Linked DNA regions of Homo sapiens: region 1 is linked to region 2. A link is a loop called in an ENCODE intact Hi-C map of the cell type or tissue named here. Cell type or tissue: HepG2. All regions are shown on one strand.

Region 1 (8,000 bases), 690 kb before region 2:
TCCCATTGCATGATCTTAACGTACAGAAGACTTTGTATTTACCATCAATTTTCAGGTGAATTCTCAAAAAATCTGCATACCACTTATCTTTCCTTTCTATGTGAAATAGTTTTCATTAACTCCATTTGTTAGCATATAAATAATAACTTTAGGTTAATGTATTTTACTCTTCAACCCATACCAGAGGCAGGCTAGAAATGATAATTTATTCTCCAAATGCACATAAAGTTTAATGATGTATGCTGCATAAGTGCCTTCTTGTTAAACACACACACACAAGTGCACAGATTTTATGTATTATTTTTCCATTATGATTATGCTTTAGAAAAGCCTTTGCATGCCACCCTGCAGAACTAATAAGTGCCTGAGCACAGAGTTTCCTAGGATGGGGGGAGCTTGCTTTAAAAGATGGTATAGTTAAAAATTGCTGCTGAAACTTGCTTTTGAGGAAAAAATAAGTACTTGGCTCAAGCACTTGGTCTCTACTTGGTCTCTGAGAAAAGGGTAAGCTATCTAACACATGTCTACTCCAAACACATCTGTGAGGACAAGGATGGTCTGAAAGCCCACATGCAGAGAACATAACTAGGCCTGGTTTGTTGATAGCTTTTTCCCTTTGTCCTCACCTCCCTATCTTCCTGCTACTGGAAATTATTTATCTATCTATCTATCTATCTATCTATCTATCTATCCATCCATCTATCTATCTAGATATAGATATAGATTTATCCAACAGAACAAAGGCTGGAAAAGGACATCTCTCCACTTTCCTAGGCTGCCCCTGCCTCCCCAGGACTGTGTCACCTCCCCACCCATCCACACTTCACCACCCTTCTACCTTTGCCTTGGGCTGTTCTCCTGTGGGGCACAGAGAGTGTGGGGCTCCTGGTAAGCTGATTATTATTAATGGGCGTTGTAACTGCTGTGAGTTGATAACATCTTAAAAATAAGACAAAAATAATTACGGTGATGCAAGACTCCTGAACAAACTGCATTTTCAATATAACTCTAATTTTAACATCAGAAAGCAGCTTTATGTTGGTCAATATTTTGATCATTTAACAAACAGCAGCACTGTAAAAGGAAAGTAGGCACAAAACAGTTCAGTGTAGGAGGGTTTACAGAAGGACGGCGCTTCTCAAAGGAGAATGTCTTAAAAATGGATTTTCCTCCACAAAGAGCCTGGTGTTGCAGCTTGGGCTCCAGAATTCTTATGAATGGTGAGATATAACTGAGATGCAAAGCTGTGAACTAGTAAGTGATCAGGACCTTCCCTCAAGCCAGGATGTGAAACAGCCAAAGGAAGTGGAGACCTCCCAGATGGAAAAGGAAAGGAACCTTGAGAGGGCACAGCACATATGCACAAACAAGGGCGATCTGTCCAGCTCCTGGACTGCACATTTTAAAACACACCATCCTCAGGGTATTCTGGGAAAACCCACCAGCCAGACAATGTGGCTACTCCCATGTCCTGGAGGGAAGCTCTGTCCTGTCTATCTCTTTTAAGTATGCAGCTTCCAAGGAATGTAAAACATTCCCCAAGGGGGAAGGGCCAAACTGCCCCACAGCTAGCTAGACTTGACCTGTTAACCCTGTGTTTAAAGATGCTTCAGTTGAGTTGACCTCACCTCCCAGCCTGCCATCAAAGCCACCTCTGTTCAGCCTCCCGTTTGATGGGGGCTGCCCATGCCCAAGCTGCCTTCCCAGTCCTCCTAACTGTGAACTAAGGACTAGTGTTTAAGAAAGGATAGAGCCATGTAATTGCAAATTGTCTTAAGTTTTGTCTCATTTGGGGATCATCTCTGTCTTTTTACCTTGAAAATGAATGCTCTCAAAATAATGAATAAGCTGTCGACCTTACAACTGAGACAGAATTAGAATGATTAGTGTATTAATCAGGGTTATTCCAGAGAAACAGTATATATATTTACATATATCTCCCATTGAGGTCAAGAAAGACATGGGTGTAGCTAGCTAGGTAGTTCACTATACAGCTAGATAGATAGATTATAAGGAATATTTGGCTCATGTAATTGTGGGCTGCCAAGTTCAAAATCTGCCGGGCTGACCCCAGCAGGCTAGAAATTCAGGTAAGTTGATGTTACAGTGTTGAGTCTGAAATCTGCAGGCCAGCAAGGTGGAAACTGAATCAGGGTTTCCATGTTGCAGTCTTGAGGCACAATCGCTTCTTTTTCAGGGCACTTCAATCTTTGCTCTTAAAGCCTTTAGTTGATTGGATGAAGCCCACCCACATTACAAAGGGAAGTCTTCATTACTCAAAGTCTGCTGATTTATATGTATGTGTCATCTGAAAAAATACCTTCACAGCAACATCGAGACTGATGTTCGATCAGACACACAATAGGCTAACCAAGTGGACACCTAGAATTAACCATCACAACCAGTAAGCATGGAGAGTTTGACCCACAGCTCGTACTCATGTTTTATCAGGACAGACTCTGTAGCAGAGTGTGGCCTGATGCCAGGGCATTCCAAGGTTCCTTAGCATGTAACGGTGCCTCTTTTTCCTGGGATTTCATCTACCTGTGCAACCTGTGGCAATTTTTGAGAAATTTTTGCTGCTCCATTGGTCTAATGAGTCGACCTTAGGGATTGGCAAACATTTTCTGTAAAGGGCCAGATAATGAATATTTTCCTATTTGCAGGCTGCACTATCTCTCTTGCAACTGCTCAAGCAAAAGCAACCATAGGCAATATGTAAGTGAATGAGTGTGGCTGTGTTCCAATAAAACACTATTTACAAAAATAAGCAGAGGGCCTGATTTGGGCCATAGGTGAAGAAGAGTTTATATGGTATCTCCCTTTGGCAGGGATATTTTCTCCCCGCCAAACATGGTGAAGGGCGTGGATAAGTGACACTCTGGGCTGGGATGCTTTTAGTTGTGAGGAGTAAAAAACCCAAACAATGGGGATTTTATGACCTCACGTAATAAAAATCCCCAGCAATGGGTAGCTCCAGACTTGGTTTATTCAGTGTCTCAAAGTAATCTTGAAGGACCCAAGTTCGTTCGTTCTTTGCTCATTGCCATCTTCAGCATATTGGTTTAATTCTCCTTGATATTTGCAAATGATTTCTGTGCTTTCCCTCAGACATGCCGACATTCAGGGGAAGAAGAGGAAGAGTGTTCCAATGAGGCTCCGTTTATTTTTTTATTTTTTGAGACAGGGTCTCACTCTGTTTCCCAGGCTGGAGTGAGTGGCACGATCACAACTCACTGCAGCCTTGACCTCCCAGGATCAGGTGATCCTCCCACCTCAGCCTCCTAAGTAGTTAGGATCACAGGTACATGCCACCACACCTGACTAATTTTTTGTAGAAACGGGGTCTCACTTTGTTGTCCAGGCTGGTCTCAAACTCCTGGGCTCAGGCAATCCTCCCGTCTTGGCCTCCCAAAGTGCTGGATTTACAGGTGTGAGCCATGGCGCCTCACCTGGGGATCCTTTTAGTACTGAGGGAAGGAAACCTTTCCCAGAAGCTTCCCAGTCACCTTCCCTTTCTTCCCATTGGCCACGACTAGGGTGCAGGCACCTTGGGAAGGGTGGACCACTGTGACTAACCCAATGCAGGACATGGCTGGCCAAGGGGAGGAAGGTACATGAGCCAGGACAATTCAAGCTCCATCAGAAAACGGGGTCAATAGTATCCCCTGGGAGAAGCCGTGCAATGCCTGCCACAACCCTGCAGAGTCCCAGCAGCTGAGGGGGTCTATTCCAGGGGCGAGATCACGGCCTGCAATGTGTGAGCTGGGTCTCAAGAGGGAGAGAGGGAACAGGCTGGAGAGATGGAAGTCTGGGAGAGCAGCTCCTCGGGAGAGCACCATGCATGAGGAGTGAGGCTTGGGGCAGCTGGGAGAGGACCTAGAGATGGGGAGAGAGAGAAGGAGTGTGGCCAGGAGCACAGGGGGCCACTCAGGCCAGAGAAGTGGGAACTGAAAATGCTCTGGTGAAGGGGAGAGCAGCAGCTGGGCCTGAGACCAGAAAAGCCCCCATGGGCTGCTGGAGGCTCGGGGAGGTGGCAGTGAGCTCTGGGCTCAGGGCACAAGAGGCTTTTGGAGGCTGGGTGCTGGCTGGACTCTGTTTGCCAGCCTTCTCTGTAAGTCCCAGGCATTAGAGCACAGCAAGCAGGAATAACAGGAGCCCTGGGCCCTTAGAAGGAAACTGAGGAGAAGCCTGGATGTCCATGCTGTGTTCCTGAGTTTTAAGGTGACATTTTCTTGGCCACTTTTTATCTGCATGGTGTTGGGGAGACCCTGCTGAGGCTAGGGTTCTTGTTCTGGTCTTGGAGGTGGCACGGCTGGGGCCTGGAGGGAGAGCTTGGCACAGCTCCCAGGCTCTGCTGGGGCCCAGCTCCGCTCAGGAATTATCAGTCACTCAGAGAAAACTCAAAGGGCACTAGGCCTCCAGCAGTCAGCAGCAGTCACAACCAAAGTGGGGAGTGGCTCCATTTGCCTTCTCCACCTGAGCTAGTGCTCCCCTTTCTCATGCTTCCTTTATCCCCCACATTGATGAGCCACTTTTTCCTCCTCTTCATCTGCACTGCCACACCCCACCCCGAACACTTAGCATCCCAGGTGACTTAGCTGGAGGGAACCTGCTATGGACTGAATTGTATTCCCCTAAATTTATATGTAGAAGCTCTAATCCCCAGTGTGATGGCGTTAGGAGGTAGGGCCTTTGCAGGGTGATTGGATCATTTGCATGGAACCCTCTTGCATAGGATTAGTGCTTCTGTAAGCAGAGACATAAGAGAGATGACTTCTTTCCTCCACGTGAGACTATAGCAAACAGGCAGCTCTCTGTGACCCAGGAAGCCAGCCCTCCCTAGAACCTGACCATGCTGGCACCCTGATCTTGGACTTCTAGCCTCCCCTCCAGAACTTCGAGGAATAAATGTTTGTTGTTTGAGCCACCCAGTGTATGGTATTTGTTATGGCAGCCCAAACTGAGTGAAACAGAACCTTAGGGGTTACCTGGTCAAAACCCCCCTTGTTCAGATGATGAGAGGAGAGAGGCCCAGGCCATCAGGCAGGTGAGGTCTGTGGCCAGCCTCAGACTTTAGTTTCCTGATGGCATTAAGAATCTCTGCTCTGAGCCTGGAATGAATACAGGCTCTACCTGTTTTTAGCTGTGTGCAAATTACCACGCACTGTGGTTTCCCATCTATAGAATGGGGCTGTAAGGGACCTGGCCTCACAGGCTCTGGGGATTAGAGGAGATGGAGCAGGCAAAGCACTGAATCCACTGAGGTCTCAGTGCTCTCAGTGATTATCATCATTGTTGTTGATACGCCTGCTTGCCTTATATTCTTTTTACTGCACAAACGCCTTGTTACATATGGAAAATAAATCCACCTGCTTCAGACTCTGATGGACTTGGCCATGCTTCCTTTGTCCCAAGATAGACAATGATGTGCATGATAAGATTCCAGCTCTGCTTCCGAAGCTCAACTCAAATCTACCTTCCCAGACTTCCCTCTGCCTGACTTCCTCTCTCATAGCATACTGTTTGTGATTTTACTGTAGTGCCATGTCTGCCTCATGTCAGTCACACATTTGGCTTGTCTAGAGAGCACACAGCATGCCAGACTCACTCCTTCAGCCCAGCACCTTGTGTGATGCCTGGTCCACACAGTAGGTGCTTAGTAAATGTTTGCTGAGTTAAACCGACTTTTGCCCTTAGCAACCTATTCTCTAAGTTTATGCTGGTGCTGTTGGTTTAAAAGAAAGGAACATGTTTCAATGTGGAAAGAGGAACTCAAGACTTGGGGCCTGCAAATACCTCATCCAGTTTCCTGGAAGCTGGAAACTGAAGCTATAGTGGGCTGGTGGCATCCTCACCCCTGGCGGAGCGTGTGCAGCCTCAGGTAGAAGCACCTATTTAGGGACAAATGAATAATCAAAGGCATGGCCCATTTGCTTTACTCTTTATCTGCTCTTTAAAGGGAAATTTGATTTGAAACTCACAGAGTCTTCCATATCAATGAGGTGGTAAACATCTGCTTGGATGGGCTTTTGCTCCTGCCCCAGTTATTCCCAGTACAACCTTCTGTGGTTCTGATGCTCCCCATTTCCTCCAGATCCCTGTCCTGAGACTATGCAAGCTTTCCAGAAGCTCATACTGTAAAAAGAATTGCACAGCATATGTTTAGACTCAGTGCTGGATTTTCCTTGGGCTTGCTCTTAAGTTTGGGCAAATGCCCCCTGGTAATGTGCACAGCTGGGCATCCCTGAGGCTTGGAGCTGGCAGGACCTTTTGGGATGGCCTTATCCCTTGGGTTTCATGTGGGGAATGACCCAAGACTCCAAATCCCAGCAGAGTCAAGTGGGACCATACTCCTGGACTCCTGACTTCCTGGATGCTGCTATTCTTTCTATGCAGCTGTCTCACCCTTGTCATAATGGGAAACTCAGGGCATAACATTCCACTTAACTGCAACTTGGCTTCTCGAAATACCTCTTCTCTTCTGTGCAAAGATCATGACTCGGTTCTTCCTTCTTCTGTGGACCGTAACAAGCCATTCAGCCAGTCAAGCAAGTCCCATGGGAAATCCCCATTTTGGCCAACAGAGACAGTTCCTCTTTATCTCCCAAGAACACTACCCTTTTGCTCCCCTTTCCAGGTAGTCAAACAGCTGACTGTTCATCAGCAGGCTAGCAGCTGAGCCCGGGGCTTTGAGGGACAGATGACAGCTGGATGGCTGACCAGCTTGCAGAGAAAGCTTGAAATCTTGGGCACACAGGGAATGGAGCAAGAGATTTTCCCATTTGGACATACCAAAGGATAAGTTCTCTTTGAGAGATTGGTGAGGAGTGAGATGGGGTAGAATTCCAGGAAAAGGGAATGAAGTTTGTTTCTCAGGCAAACATGCCATCAGCAAGGTATGGGCTCTAGGCTGAGCTGACAGCAGCAGACAGGGCTTGATGAGCGTGACTTCCAGCCTGCAGAGAGAGCTGCATTCCTGCAAGAAGGGAGCAAATGGCCCCAGAGCAGCTGTAGGCACCAATGTCCCAGGAAAGAAGCATTCCGGGGCCAGGAAGATCCTGCCAATACTTCACTTATATCATAATATTTAATTCTTAGCCATTTGTGGATGTCAGTACATTATTATTGCTTTTTTTCTGTTTTTTTTTTCTTCTTGTATTATTATACTTTAAGTTCTAGGGTACATGTGCACAACGTGCAGGTTTGTTACATATGTATACATGTGCCATGTTGGTACGCTGCACCCATTACCTCATCATTTACATTAGGTATATCTCCTAATGCTTTCCCTCCCCCCTCCCCCCACCCCACAATAGGCCCTGGTATGTGATGTTCCCCTTCCTGTGTCCAAGTGTTCTCATTGTTCAATTCTACAGAATGGGAGAAAATTTTTGCAATCTATTCATCTGACAAAGGGCTAATATCCAGAATCCATTATTGCTTCTTTACAAATGGAGAAACAGGCTCAGAGGAGTTCCACTAGCTGGTCACACAGCTGGTGAAGGGCAGATATAGGGCTCAAGCCTAGGTCTTGTGTACTTGATGGTCAAAGTTCTCATCAGTGCACTCTATTTCCTCATGGTCATGGTAAAAAAGTAAAAATTAGGAGCAGTACTTTAGGACTCAGTAGCTCAGATGCCCCGTTTTATAGCAAAACAACTATTTTACTGGAGAAAATGACAAATATTAATTCATTTAAATCTCTGGAAATTGTCCTAAGGGCACACAGCAAATGGAGAAACATTCATTTAATAAAATCTACTAAATTTTGGTAAAAACAGTGAGGGAGGGTCCATGGCATTTGAACCATGACCCACTCCCCTACCCTCTCTCAGCTCTGCCTTATGGAAACTCTGCTCTAGGGTCTTTACTCTGGGCAGGTGTGGTCAAGAACACAGGGGCTTCCTCTCCCTGTAGCCCTCAGTCTAGGCTATAATTTCACTCCAGGAGGGGCAAGATGCTGGTGTGTCTCATCCCACTTGGCCCTGTGTTGCAGA
Region 2 (8,000 bases):
CACTCAAGGGAAGGGGATTGCACAGGGTGTGTACGCCAGGGGATGGAATGTAGGGAACCATCTCAGAAGTCATCAGGATCTCCTGCTCTGGAGAAAGCCAGCTGCCATAAAGTGAGGACACTCAAGCAGCCCTGTGGAGAAGTCTACATGGATGGAAGGAGGTCTCCTATTAGCAGTCATCCAGAACCCAAGGCCTCCAGCCAACAGCCATGAGGGAAGCCATCCTGAGAGCAGGTCCTCCAGCCCCAGTTGAGCCTGCAGATGATCCAGCCCCAGCCGACGTCCTCACTGCAACCTCTTGAGAAACCAGAGCCACAACCACCCAAGTGAGCTGCTCCCAGATTCCTGATCCTCAAAGCCTGTGTGAGATAATCAATTTTTTCTGTTTGGAGATGCTATTTTCTAAGGCAACTGGTTGCACAACAATAAATAACTAATACACAGCCTTTATTCACTAAAAGAGTAATTAATAACCATGGGAAAAAGGTGCATCGAAACATGAGAAGAGAAATCCCAGCAAAGGTGCCTTCTTCCCCTCTCTATCTTCACAGGCAGAGCTCAACTCTGGGCCTTGTCACACCCCCAGTTATGCTGTGGTCACCACTGGATCCCTTCCACCTCTGTAAGGGCGCTGAGCCATCCTCCCAAACCTCCAGTCTCAACCCAGTGCCCTGCTGCTTCATCCCAAGTTTCTCCCCAGTGTTTTCCCTGGTTCAGACTCATAACTCATTCTACTCCAAGTGCCAAGCTCTCCAGCCTGAATGCCCTTCTCTGGACTCATTGCTTTTCTTGCAGTGGCCTTGTCCCTGCTTGTGCCTTCAAGCTGGGCTGTGAGCTGGGGCTGGCTTGAAGGCCACTCTCAGCCTCCAAGGGGGTGCAGCTGGGGCTTCTCGGCCCTGGGCTTAAGGCCATGGCTACAGTCAAGCCATTTCCCAGTAGGAAGTAAAGCACTTAAATCTGGGTTGTTTTCTTCTCAAGCTGTAAACTCAGCACTAGATGACAAATCGCAGCACCCCCACATCCTGCCTGCCTGGCCTCCCACGCCTCACTCACGTGGCAATCTCCAGATAGTGATGGGGATTCCCGAGGGCATGCAGGGGCCAGATGCCCACTTGTGCCCTGTGCCTGGGTGAGTGAGGTGTGCAAGGTGGGCCTCTGTTCTGCTGCCAGCCCAGCCAATGATGGCAAGGACAGAGGGTTCAAAGCTCTGACCCCCATTGTAAACAGGGGGCAGAGGAGCCGCCCACCTGAGCAGCATCAGATCCATGCAAAGTGCCAGGTGGAGGTGAAACACAGCCAGCGACACGACTGTTGGTATTTCGGGTCAACTCACCTTGAGCTGGAGGGAGCAGTCAGCCTCCAAGAAGGCACGACGTGACACAGTCCAGACCCCTTGCCCGCCTCTGCTGGCCGTGAGTAATTGGCACTAAACACGGGATGCGTCTGGGTTTAATCTAATCTGAGCTCAATTACTTGACTCCGCTGATGGAAACCCGCCCAGGCTCCAGTGCTTCAGTGAAGAGGGCGCTGAGGTCGCCTGCTCACTGCAGCCTGGGGTCCTGTTCCTTCTGCTGGTGCAGGTGTGCAGCTCTGATACGCAGCGCCTGATGGGACTGCAGGGACAACTCCAAGAGCAGGGTTCTCTAGCTCACTAGGCTTCTGCACTCATTGTTCACCTGAACCCAGGGCACACGTGGGTGTGGGAGGGATGCAGGGGAGACCATGTCCTCAAGGTTTGGTGCCAAGATGGGGGCCCCAAGGCACACACACCTTGGTTGGTCCCTCCCTCATCACTGCTATGGAACAGGGCTTAGCCCACGCACCGGGAGAGGCTCCCATAGAAGCCCTGGGAGAGACCCAAGTCCTGGGAGAGACCCAAGTCCTGGCTCTGAGCCACCCTCTGCTCCCCACTTTCCTTCCCATCTGCGTTTGATTTTCTGAGGCCAGCCTGTATCTCACAGTGGGAGCCATTCCTCTCACTGTACACAGACGCCCTGGGCCTGGCTGGGGAGTCCCTAATCCCACCCCATGAGCCTCTTTCTGCCTTGTCAGGCCCACTTCTAGCCCATGCTGTTGAGGCATCTCTGCTCCATCCAGTCCGCCCTGCACTCAGCAGCTCTTGGTGTGGAACCCATCCAAGTGCGCCCCGGGGCTGTTTGGATGTGTGGGTTCCCGAGTCGGCCTGCCCTCAGCACCCAGCTGCACAGGCTTGGTGGTGGCGGCAGGGTGAGAGCCCTCCCCACTGGGTCTCCTCTGTATCTATGGGAATGGGCTGCGGCTGCCTACAGAGGAGCTCAGCCCATCCCCATCTCAGGGCTCAGGCTGGGTCTGCGGGGCGCAGGCAGGAGAGTATAGGCCAGGGCTTTCCAGCAGGAGGTGAGAAACTCCCACAAGGACACGCTCTGCTGCTTCTGGGCCAAATAGGCACATCTGGGGAGGAATGGGCCTGCTCGCTGGGAATTCCCCCTGAATTCCCTCCGGATGTCACACCTCTGCTCCCCCTGACCCGAGGTTGCCCCCAACACCTCCACTCTGATTTGGAGATTTAAAAGGATGTGCAGTGAAAGGATGATAAAATCCTCTATCTTATTTATTTTTCTCTCAAATTTCTAACTTGATGGCTAGTAAGTTGTCAGTGAGAGAAAGAGAAAATGTATGGTAGACATAATTTTGAATAACAAGTTGAAGCAATTGGGAGCCATCACTGTCATTTGGGACAGCCTTAAGCTCTCTCAATTAGCTGTGTAATTTGGGATAATTTACTCAACCTCTCTGTTCCTCAGTTTCCTCATCAGCAAAATGTGGAGATAACAGCGCCTACCTAATTGGGATGCTGTGAGGATTGAGAGAATACACAGAAACAGCTTAGAACACTACCTCAATTGTTCTACACACACCTGAGTTGGCAAGTGTGTGAAGTAACCTCCTCCGAGTCCTGGACTGTGGACAGTGATGCCACCTTTTGGCACAACTCCCCTAGAATTTAAGGAGACCAAGACATTGTGAAAACCAAGTGTCTCCCACCTTGCCAGGACCTATAAAGTCAAGGGCGGTGCTGGCATATTTTGTTCCTGTGACAGGGGCTGATGAGGTCACTGTGGGAATCACAGCAAGTCCAAGTCCATGAGGCTTAGGGAGAAGGCTGTGCATCACCCTCATGGGCCGGGAGCTCCAGGAACAGCTTTCCCAGATTTACGCTGAGGGAGTCCTGAATCCAGGAAGGAGGTTCCATGGCCACCTGGCACCATGTGTCAATCTCCCAGGTCTGTGAGTACTCTGGTCTCAGCCAGCTGAGGAAGCCGTGGGTCAACATGAAAATGCACACCCAGGAAGCCATCTGCCCCAAGGAGTGAGTAGCTGCTGGACTAGTCCTCTCCTACACATGGCTGATACCAGGTGATCTGTGAATCTGGCGTCACATGCTCCCTCAATCCCGGAGCCATCCTGTGAAAGAAATGGGCCAAGGTTCAAAGGCCATCTACAGAGAGGACCTCCCCCTGGGCCCCAGGAGCCCTGTGCTCTCTGGCAGGCACAACCTAGTACTCATTTCAAAGGTGTGGAAACAGTCTGGGAAGTTATGTGACTTTTCATCCCCATGAGCGGGGGATCTGTTGACAAACCTGTTTTTCCTCTCATCTGTGCTCTCTTTGTTGGTTGATGTCGAGGGGCAGGGTGACTCTTTGGTCCCCTTCCCCCATTCCAAAGATCCCCTGCAGGAAGAGGAGAGGAAACAGCATATGCTGTCTCAGTGCAGGCTGCTATTACAAAACTATCATAGACTGGGAGGCTTAAACAACAAACATTTATTTTTCACTGTTCTGGAGGTTGGAAAGTACAAGACAAAGGCACCAGCAGTTTGGTGTCTGGTGAAGACCTGCTCCCTGGTTCACAGATGGCGCCTTCTGGCTGTGTCTCCACATGGTGGAAGAGATGACCAAGTCCCCTGGGGTCCCTTTATTAAGGGCACTAATCCCATTCATGAGGATTCTTCCCTCACGACCTAATCATTTCCCAATGGCCCCACCTTCAAATACCATGGCATTAATACCTTGGGCATTAGGATTTTAACATATGAATTTGAGGGATACAAACATTGGGTACATACCACATGCTGACACCATTTGCCATGATGCAGTCACACTCAGTACCTCCCAAGTATCATCTGCATACACCTGGCTGAGGAGAAAACAATTAGAAAGGTAACACCAGGGGCCCTCCTGGTGATGGAACTGCTCTGTATCTCGACTGTGGCAGTCACATGATTGGACACATGATAAAATTGCATGGAACCAAACACACACACACAAATGAGTGCATGTGAGCCTGATGAAATTTGAATAAAGTCGATCCTTGGATCAATGTGAATTTCTGGTTATGACAGCTATTCTTATGTAAGATGTTACCACTAGGGGAAACTGGAGAATCTCTGTAATATTTCTTACCACTGCATGTGAACCTACAACTCTCTAAAAATATTTTTTAATTGAAAAAAATTAATTCTCACACTCCAAAGTGCATTTAATTTAAGCTACTTTAGTAAATAGGCAGCTGAAGCCCAGGAGGGGCTCCTCCGTCTTTGCTGCTGTCCCCTCCTGGCACCTGTGGCTGCAGGTGAGTGCCAGGAGGAGCATTTCAACAGGGGGAGCCCCGGGGAGAGGGCTGGGCTGGGACTTGCTAATGCTGGTCTTCAAGGAGAACCTAGGAGTGAGTCAGGGCTGGGAGTGAGTCTGCAGGAGGAGCCCTCTGGAGGCCCAGGGGTACCCATGTGGGAGCTGTCTCTCAGCTGGGCAGAGACCTGGCTCCAGTCCCATGGGGGCAGAAGAGGTGGACAGCACAATCTCCTTCAGTCCAGCTGGTGGCCAGTTCTCTAAACCCTCTGATAAAGAGAGGCTCGGATCTCAACATTCACTGCCTCTCAGGGTGGAGAAAGGAAGATTCAAAGTGGGAATGAGGGAATGCTATACTTACTATAAGCAACCAAAATGTATGTTGTGAAAAAGTGTTTTTTAATTGATGTGTTTTTTTCTATTACAGATTCCAAAATATTAAAATTTTGATTTTTCCTATTTTGAGGCAAGTATGTACTCCATCTTCTTAACCCTTAATTAGTGTTTTATCAGAACATCATAATTTTAATCCCAGGGTCAGGTGTGTTTGGGAGGTGCTGACCAGAGCTAACTTAGCAGCTCCTGCAGGAGAGGCCTTCATGGTGCTGCCAGCTCTACTCCAGTCCCTCTCTTGCTCTAAGTTCTCTGCCACTCAAGACTGCCCATTCCTTCCCAGGTCCCAGCTCTCCCTATAGTTTCTCTCATGTGCAGAGCCATGACTTGCAGTGGCAATCGGCTGGGCCCATGGATGCCATGTGATGCCTTAGCTTTTCTTACAGCTCAGTCTTGGGAGTGCAAGAGAGACAATAATTGACTGAAAAATCATGTGGCTCTCTGGTCTGAGGTTCAGAAATCTTTCAATTGTGCTTACGGAAGCATGGCTTCCCCTTGTGGAGGTTGTTATTGTTGTCAGTGGTGGGGTGTGTGTGTGTGTGTGTGTATGCACCCGTGTGCACACATACATTATGTTTTGTTTGAGATTTTAATACTTGAAGCAGGAATTAGCAAGATCAGACACCATTTCCTTTCACTGAGAGTTAGCCAGGCTTGATTCCTTCCCGGAGCTACATTCTTTCTCCCTTGGTCCAGGGAAAACTTCTCAGATTGGGTTCCTGGTTGATGTGAAGTGTAAACACGATGCAAAAAGGAGACTCCTGGCTTCAGTGTATTCATCAAGAATTATTGGCATAACCATTACCAATTAAAACATACAAGGTTTCCCAGATATTCTTACCTGATCATATTACAAGACAGCCATTTAAAACTGCCCTAAGGCCATCAGTCTAAGCAAAAGCAACCAATCTAAGAAGCAAAAAGTAACACATACTGGAATCCCATGCTATGTGATGACATGGAGAAGTTCGTAACATACACAAACCAAGGGTTCTTAGGGGGGATATGGCCTGTTGAGGGGCATTAGGTTGCAGTCTTGGTTGATCCAATTTAAACACCTGGGTTGATACAGAATTCTGATTTTCTAGGCCTTGATATTTGCTACAAGCGAGTATTTCTGCATAACTTGGGTCACTTTTTCCTCATGGTTACCTGACCAGTCTGTTCACTGTGAACATTGCCTACTGTGTCCACCTATCATGGAGAAGACCTGAAATTCCACTGTGAGGACTCTAGAATCACAGGTCAGGAGACAAGTAATCTTTCCAGCAAAGAAGTTTCTCAACCTTCTGGTAAACATAGTACAGGGAATTTTAAAACTTCTGTTTGGTCCTCTAAGACTTTGGTCCAGACTTTGGCTTTGAATTTAAGACTTAATAGGGGCTACCCTGGAAAATTAAAGAACCCCAGCTAGGAAGTTGTCATAAGGGATGCACTTACTTTGGGGACACTTGTATGAGATCATCAGGTATGGCATCACCAAAGAACTCTCCAGCCCACCTACAACCGTTCTCCCTCAAGGCCAACACTGGTAAGAGCAGGCACAGACAGGGAGGGTTGAATCACCAGGATCAGCACCAGACAGCATATTCTCTCTAAAATCTACCAATGTGGGAAGAGCCAGAAGGGTGGATTCAATCCAGATGCCCAGGGAAATCAGATCCCAACACCAGGTCAAGGGGAGGAACTGGGAGGCATAAGCAGGACGCGAAAGCCAAGAGAAAACCCAGTGGATCTGGAACAGCAGTGAGGAGGCTCCCAGTGAAAAAAAATTTTTTTTTTTTTTTTTTTTTTAAACGGAATCTTGCTCTGTCGCCCAGGCTGGAGTGCAGTGGCACGATCTCAGCTCACTGCAAACTCTGCCTCCCAGGTTCAAGCGATTCTCCTGTCTCAGCCTCCCGAGTAGCTGGGATTACAGGCGTGTGCCACCACGCCTGGCTAATTTTTGTATTTTTAGTAGAGACAGGGTTTCACCGTGTTAGCCAGGATGGTCTCAATCTCCTGACCTCATTATCCGCCCACCTTGGTCTCCCAAGGTGCCCAGTGAAAATTTAAAGCAGCATTGCACGTGTTGATCGTAGAATATACAGTATTTGGGCAGGTAAGGTTGACTGAAAGGTATCAGTTAAGAAGAACAAGCTTTGAAAGCTTAGTCTAGGTTTTGTGGGTTTGTTTGTTTGTTGGTCCAGTAGGACTGGGCCATTTTAGATTTGTCTGTTCTTTCATAAACACTTATATTTGCAATGAGAGAGACATTATGCTGGGCTCTGGGAAAATAATGGTAAATAAGGTATAGGACCTGATTGAAGGAAATTATAATTTAGTAGCAAAGATTAAAAATGGAAACACAATTGCAATGTGATGTTTTAAGTTTGGTATTAATGGAAAGTTCTAGGTGCAATTGAAGTATCTAGGAAAGGTAGTCTTGGAATAAAGACAGGAAAGGTTTAGCAGAGGAGACAGCTAAAGCACAAATAAATAATTAGAAGAAGATGGTCAGGTGAACTGGGGAGTGCATTCTAAGAAAATGGTCACCATGTACTCTGAGGCTTTCTCAAGCAGCCCCTCAGCTGATTCTCTGGACTCCTGGACATAGTCCACTCTGCTGTGCACATGCAGAAGGCAGGCAAAGCTCCTGCTTCCTGGGCCACTCTGGCTGTACCTCCCCACCTAATGTGAGCTGGATGCTTGTCAGGGGTCTGTCTTCATTTTCCTCATATCTATTTATAACTCTTATACTTGTTATCAAAGTTATTTAATATAAGTAAATTTATTCAAACCAATGAGATATGGGTACAAATGAGTTGTCATTCCTGTGAAAATTATTTTTTTATTTTGTAGCTAGTTTTATTTTTATTTATTTATTTTATTATTTTTCCATAAGTTATTGGGGTACAGGTGGTATTTGGTTACATGAGTAAGTTCTTTAGTGGTGATTTGTGAGATTTTGGTGCACCCACCACCTGAGCAGTATACACTGCCCCCTATTTGCAGTCTTTT

The links. Peaks named below come from ENCODE experiments on the same cell type or tissue, not always from the same donor. Only the 100,000 strongest peaks of a DNase experiment are listed, where the experiment ranks them.
Region 1: it touches region 2 in a loop (10-fold over the local background); 1 of 110 quality-filtered maps calls a loop at or near these places.

Annotation. Positions count from the first base shown.
Region 1 is chr10:44,946,501-44,954,500 of GRCh38, reverse strand. The region is part of intron 1 of TMEM72-AS1 (TMEM72 antisense RNA 1); the gene reads left to right. Among named protein-coding and RNA genes, the nearest start is that of TMEM72-AS1, 9.2 kb to the left of the region's middle. RefSeq lists an enhancer at 6,430-6,669. In HepG2, a CTCF peak has its summit at 4,936; DNase peaks (open chromatin) are centred at 1,560 and 4,395.
Region 2 is chr10:44,254,929-44,262,928 of GRCh38, reverse strand. No RefSeq gene overlaps it. Among named protein-coding and RNA genes, the nearest start is that of LINC02881, 34 kb to the left of the region's middle. RefSeq lists enhancers at 724-853, 954-1,033, 2,044-2,103, 92-2,276. In HepG2, no CTCF peak of the experiment used is centred here; a DNase peak (open chromatin) is centred at 3,578.